Regions from separate parts of the Homo sapiens genome. Here region 2 is linked to region 1. A link is a contact called in ENCODE Hi-C or POLR2A ChIA-PET data. All regions are on one chromosome and are shown on one strand. The core of a region is the stretch at or near the end of the contact, and the rest is flanking DNA. Distances in the headings are between cores, read along the strand shown. Region 1 holds the start of TMEM229B (transmembrane protein 229B). Region 2 has its middle 5.0 kb from the start of MIR5694.

Region 1 (2,700 bases), core at 131-2,630:
GCCCTTCTCCACCTTGCCTGTCCATCCATCCAGCAGAAATTTTATGATCTCAAGAAATTCATAGCGTGGTGGGGGAAACAGACACATAGACAGAATTTTTTTTTTTTTTTTGAGACGGAGTCTCGCTCTGTCGCCCAGGCTGGAGTGCAGTGGCGTGGTCTCAGATCACTGCAAGCTCTGCCTCCCAGGTTCACGCCATTCTCCTGCCTCAGCCTCCCAAGTAGCTGGGACTACAGGTGCCCACCATCACACCTGGCTAATTTTTTGTGCTTTTAGTAGAGATGGGGTTTCACCATGTTAGCCAGGATGGTCTCGATCTCCTGACCTCGTGATCCGCCCGCCTCGGCCTCCCAATGTGCTGGGATTACAGGCGTGAGCCACCGCGCCCGGCTACATAGAAAGAATTTTAAGATGGGATGACATGTTTCAGTTGAAGGATGGTCAGATCCCCCTGGGAACATCAGTGATGGAATGACCTGGAGGTTGTGGGACGGCATCGCAAAGGAGTGAGGAGGGAGCAGGGTCTGGAAGAAGGAGTCAGAATGGTGGCTGCAGAGGAGGGCAGGAGAGATGACAGTGCTTGAAACAGGCCGGTGGTCTCTGCTTCTTCACGCTCCCAGCAGCGTCTCAGGCATATTGACCAGAAGCTGCATGGACAAACTCAGCTATAAGTTTGCAAAATAAGCAGCTTACTTGGAATGGACTAAGTAGTTTACACTGACTTGAAGACCCTTGCATGCAGACATGTGCCTTAAGGATGAGATTTGGGTGGGAAGCAGTTCGAAGGCACATTGTATGGGGACAGGGTGATTCTGGAGGCTGAGGACTGGGATTTGAATCAAATGTTTGGATTTGGCCAAATCTCTTAATGTCCTGAACCCTCTGTGTTTTCATTTCTAAAATAGAGGTGACCATTTCTGCCCTTCCTGCCCCTCAGGAGCCTGAGAAAATCATGAGAGATGATCTAAGTTCCATCCATATGTTAGTTGCTATAAGGGCTCATCATTCATTCATATGTTCCAAGAAACTCTGGTTCAGGTCCTGCAGTCCTCAAAGGAGCCTCATGTCCCCTGTCCCCTGGGATCTACTCTTGGGGGATAGGGAGTGTCAGTGAGGCCTAGGGACAGCTTATGCACTTGGAGGGAGAGGTGCACCATCATCTCATCCTCCCTGCAACTAAGTTTTTCCTGGGGAAAAAGCCTGCAGACCAGGAAGTGGGAGGTGTCTGGTGGGACACTGCCCTCAAAAGGAGCCTTTCTGAGTGCTGGGGCTTCATCTGCCAGGGCTGCACCTCAGCAGGCAGTGGGCTCCCAGAGCTGGCTGCAGTAACCCGCAGGCTGTGCCGGCAGGATGTGGTCTTTGGTTTCTGTTTCTGTTTTAGTTCTGACTTGTGCCGTGGATGTGGCTGAGGGCCTAGGGTGGGGAGAAGTCTCCACAGGTGGGATTGAACTCCCCAGGCACATGGTCCTTGTGGTGCTGGTGGAGAGAGAGTCCCAGAGGGTTCGGACATGCTCCGTTAAAACCTTTTCCTCAAGGTGATAGGTACGTGTCAAGGTGACCCCTGTCCGCCATCCGGCAGGCTGGAAGAAGCCGGTAAGATGGACAGATCAGGGAGGGTTGGAGGGTCCCGTTTGTGAAGGAGCTGGGGAGGGGGAGGCAAGGCTGAGCACAGCAGCCCACTGTGATGCTCTCAGTGCAGAGGCCCCGGGGGGAGACCCAGGGGGGCACCCCCCAAAACCACACCATACAGTGAGTTTCAGTTCCCCCACTCCTGCCCTTTCACTTCTCCTCGGCTGCCTGGCTGCCTCACAGGTTGTCAGCTTGAGCAAGGGCCCAAGCGGCCTCTACTCAGAGACCCTGGTGGTCAGAGGGGAGTGGGGAAGGTGGACATGGGCATCAGCACAGACCAGCACCTCTGGTCCATCCTGCCTGGTCATCCACAGGGGAGTGCCAGCTCCCACCCCCAGCCACATACTGTTCTCAGCTTCTGAGTGGCTGGGCTGTCCCAGAGGGCCATGCTGGGCCTGAGTGCTGTCCTTGGGCATATGCAGATGGTGTTGTATCCAGGGGGTTTTCAGGGAAGCTTTAGCACTTTCATATTAAAACAAAAAATGTTGGAATCTCCATTAAATAGTCAAGTCTTAGGGATAGTAGTAAAAACATGGCTGTACATGGCTGGCCAGGCACAGTGGCTCACGCCTATAATCCTAGCACTTTGGGAGGCTGAGGTGGGAGGGTTGGCCAAGAGCTTGAGACCAGCCTGGTCAACATAGCAAGACCCGTCTCTACTTGATTTTTTTTTTTAAAGTACATGGCAAAGGGCATTATAAAGTAAGATTTGTATTAGCTTGTAGCTGGTTACTGATGTTCATAGGAAGGGCCTCAACCATAATAATGGTGAAATAATAAAATGAGATGAATAAATATTAGAGAGGTAGAATAGTACGTAGAAAGGTTTAGCACACATTTTGTTTTTCTGCACGAGTGGTTGTTCTCTGCTTTCAAAGTGCTGAAACGAATGTCCTACATTGTCTGCCTTCCATGAGGTTCTGACCGCCCTTGAGAACAGATGTACCCACTACAGGGTGAAGGTGAGAATGTAATTTGAAGCTGAATGAGAATGGAGCTGGATTCTAAAATTATATCCCCTCTCAGATTCACAAGTGTTCACACATTTAGGCAAGAAGCCCTAAGTCCTAA
Region 2 (2,700 bases), core at 150-2,649, 42 kb after region 1:
AGGCAGGAGAATCGCTTGAACCTGGGAGGTGGAGGTTGCAGTGAGCCGAGATTGCAGTATTGCACTCCAGCCTGGGTGACAGAGCAAGACTCCGTCTCAAAAAAAAAAAAAAAAAAAAAAAAAAAAAAAAAAAAGAATGGGCTATGGTAAGAAATGAATCAAACCTGAAATGTTAGTGGCTTAATCCAATAAAAACGTATTTCTTTCTCATGCAAAATTTGATGGGGTTCGGCAGGTTTCCTGGGAAGCTCTCCCCCAAGTGGTGATTCAGGGATCTAAGATCCTGCTATTCTGAAGCTTTGTCATCTTACTCTTTCACTTCCAGATGCAAGGTAGAGAGTGGAAGGAATGAAGGGGTGGGCGAGGGCATGAAGAAGCCTCCCCAGCTCTAATGGCCACTGTCTGAAAGTGATGCAGCTCACTTCCACCCACATTCGCCAGATTTCAATCCATAGCCTCACTTAACTGTAGGGCAGGCTAGGACATATCATCTTTCCATGTGCTGAGAAAAAATAGAAAAGACCAAGATTGGTGAAAAGGAGCAAACTAGTGACGAGAACCTTGCCATAGCCATTTTTTTGCCACTCACAGAAGCCGGTCTGTACCAAGCGAGAAGTGGCTATAGGAGAAGTGGTCCTGAGGCTCATCTGCCTTCTCCTGGTCACCCTCCCAATATATCCCTCCTGTGCTGAGCTAGTTTTCTATTACTTTTCATCACCTACATCTAAAAGAGACCTACCTATCTAACACAGTCTTTGTCTTACTATCATAATGCTATTAATGCAAGCTAAATAATAATCTTTCATCTTCTTTTTTTCTTTATCTTTTTCACTTGAATTGCTTTAAATTCAAATCTTCCTGCTATAGTGTGAATGTTTGTGTTCCCCCCAAATTTATGTTTAAACTTTAACCTCCAAGCTGATGGTATTAGGAAGTGGGGCTTGGGGAGGTGATTAGGTCATGAGGGTGGAATATTTGAGAATGAGATTAGTGCCCTTGTGAATTAGGCCTGAGAGAGATCCCCTCATCTCACCATGTAAGGACACAGCAGAAGGTGCTATCTTTGAACCAGGAAGTGAGCCCTTGCCAGACACTGAACCTGCCGATACCTCAATCTTGTCCTTCTCAGTCTCCAGAACTGTGAGAAATAAATTTCTGTTGTTTATAAACCACCTAGTTTGTGGTATTTCATTAAAGCAGTGTAAACAGACTAAGACACTCCCCATATGGACTTCCTTATCTAATTTAGGGGCCAGCCAGGCAGTAAATATTTTAGGCTCTGTAGTCCCTGTGTGACTACCCAACCCTGCCACTGCAGCGTAAAAGCAGCCATAGAGAGCCTACAAACAAATGGACGTGGCTGTGATCCAAAAAAAAAAACTTTCTTTTACAAAGACAGGCAGCAGGCTGCAGCTGGTAGTTCGCCAACCCCTGGTCTAGTTGATCTTTTTGGATCTGAGCTTAGGATCCTCATTTCTCCCTATTAAATATAACCCTGTTAGCTTCAGCCCACCTTTCAAGTCAGCGGCATATTTTTGAATCCTGATTCTGTCACCCAGCATAGTGGCTCTCCCTCCCTGCTCTGCGCCATGTCACGTTGAATGGGCTTCAGTGTCCTAATGGCTCATCAGAAGGGTAGGTGGTGACTGTGCTGCCCCTCCTGGGAAAGGACATTCTGGGGAGAAGCCAGGACTGCAGTGGCTGGCGTGCTTGGCAGGACACCCTTCTAACTACCAGGAGCACAGCCTCTGCTGACCCGGAGGTCAGCACCTCATCACTCTGTTTCTCTGATTTTGGTTTCATGGAATGCATCTGGCTCAGGGGCAGGGCAGGAGTAATTTGGAGGCTGTTGGCTTCCCTGAAATATTCCTTTATTCAACACTCATAGTTATTCAATGAGATGAACTTTGTGTCCAGCTATTTACTGATCTCCTAACAATCTCTGGGGGCACTCTTCTTGAGTTTAGAGCCATGGAATTCTGCTCTTGGGGCAGGTGGACCTAAGCAATCATCAAGTCTGGTACTGTTTATTTTACAGATGAGAAAACTGAAGCCCAAGAGGGGAGCAATTTGCCCAAAGGCGCCGAGTGCATCAGGGAAAAAGCCAAGCTAAAACTGGTCCTGCCTCTTCTTTTTCACATCCTCCCAGAGGATCTGCCTCCCATGAGAGCTGGGAGAGTTTGTATATTCCAGACCCTCTATCTGGGCCTCCCATCTTGCCATTAAAATGAACAAAAGATCTGGTTTTCCTGGGAAGCCCTATTTTTTGAACTGTTTCTTACAGGCTAGACTCCAAAGACAAAGGACTTGACATTAGCCACAAGCAAACTGTGAAGTACATGAGCTGCTGTGTGAATTGCCTCCCTTAGGCTGAGCAGGGAGGCTCATGCCTCTAATGCCAGCACCTTGGGAGGCCAAGGACGATGGATCACTTGAGTTCAGGAGTTCAAGACCAGTCTGGGCAACATGGCAAAATCCCATCTCTACAAAAAAAATACAAAAATTAGCCAGGTGTAGTGGCACTCATCTGTAGTACCAGCTACTTAGGAGGACTGAGGTGGGAGGATCATTTGAGCCTGGAAGTCAAGGCTGCAGTGAGCTATGATCATGTCACTGCACTCCAGCCTGGGTGACAGAGCAAGACCCTATCTCAAAAAAAAAAAAAAAAAAAAAAAAAGAATTGCCTCTCTTAAACCAGGT

What was found. Hi-C counts contacts between places; a loop is a spot of excess contacts on that map. ChIA-PET counts read pairs that join two places held with the same protein, here RNA polymerase II (POLR2A). Pooled maps may share reads with other maps.
Region 2: a loop to region 1 is called in a map of gastrocnemius medialis, with 2.3 times the contacts of the local background. The contact joins the enhancer-like site here to the promoter of TMEM229B in region 1. A Hi-C loop is called at or near these places in 3 of 168 maps with a recorded cell type or tissue (Right ventricle myocardium inferior, cardiac septum and gastrocnemius medialis) and 2 of 50 pooled maps. POLR2A ChIA-PET finds 5 or more read pairs at or near these places in 2 of 52 experiments (OCI-LY7 and activated T-cell).

What each region holds. Positions count from the first base shown.
Region 1 is chr14:67,487,401-67,490,100 of GRCh38, reverse strand. It overlaps TMEM229B (transmembrane protein 229B), which reads left to right and starts at 1,380. Exons shown (of 3, transcript NM_001348543.2): 1 at 1,380-1,593. It also overlaps a transcript of GPHN not described here. RefSeq lists enhancers at 1,249-1,668, 1,306-1,805, 1,969-2,038.
Region 2 is chr14:67,445,555-67,448,254 of GRCh38, reverse strand. It overlaps a transcript of GPHN not described here. Among named protein-coding and RNA genes, the nearest start is that of MIR5694, 5.0 kb to the right of the region's middle. Within about 2 kb of position 1,399, at least 5 of the 41 ENCODE cell types and tissues checked have a DNase peak (open chromatin) inside an H3K27ac peak, as active enhancers do.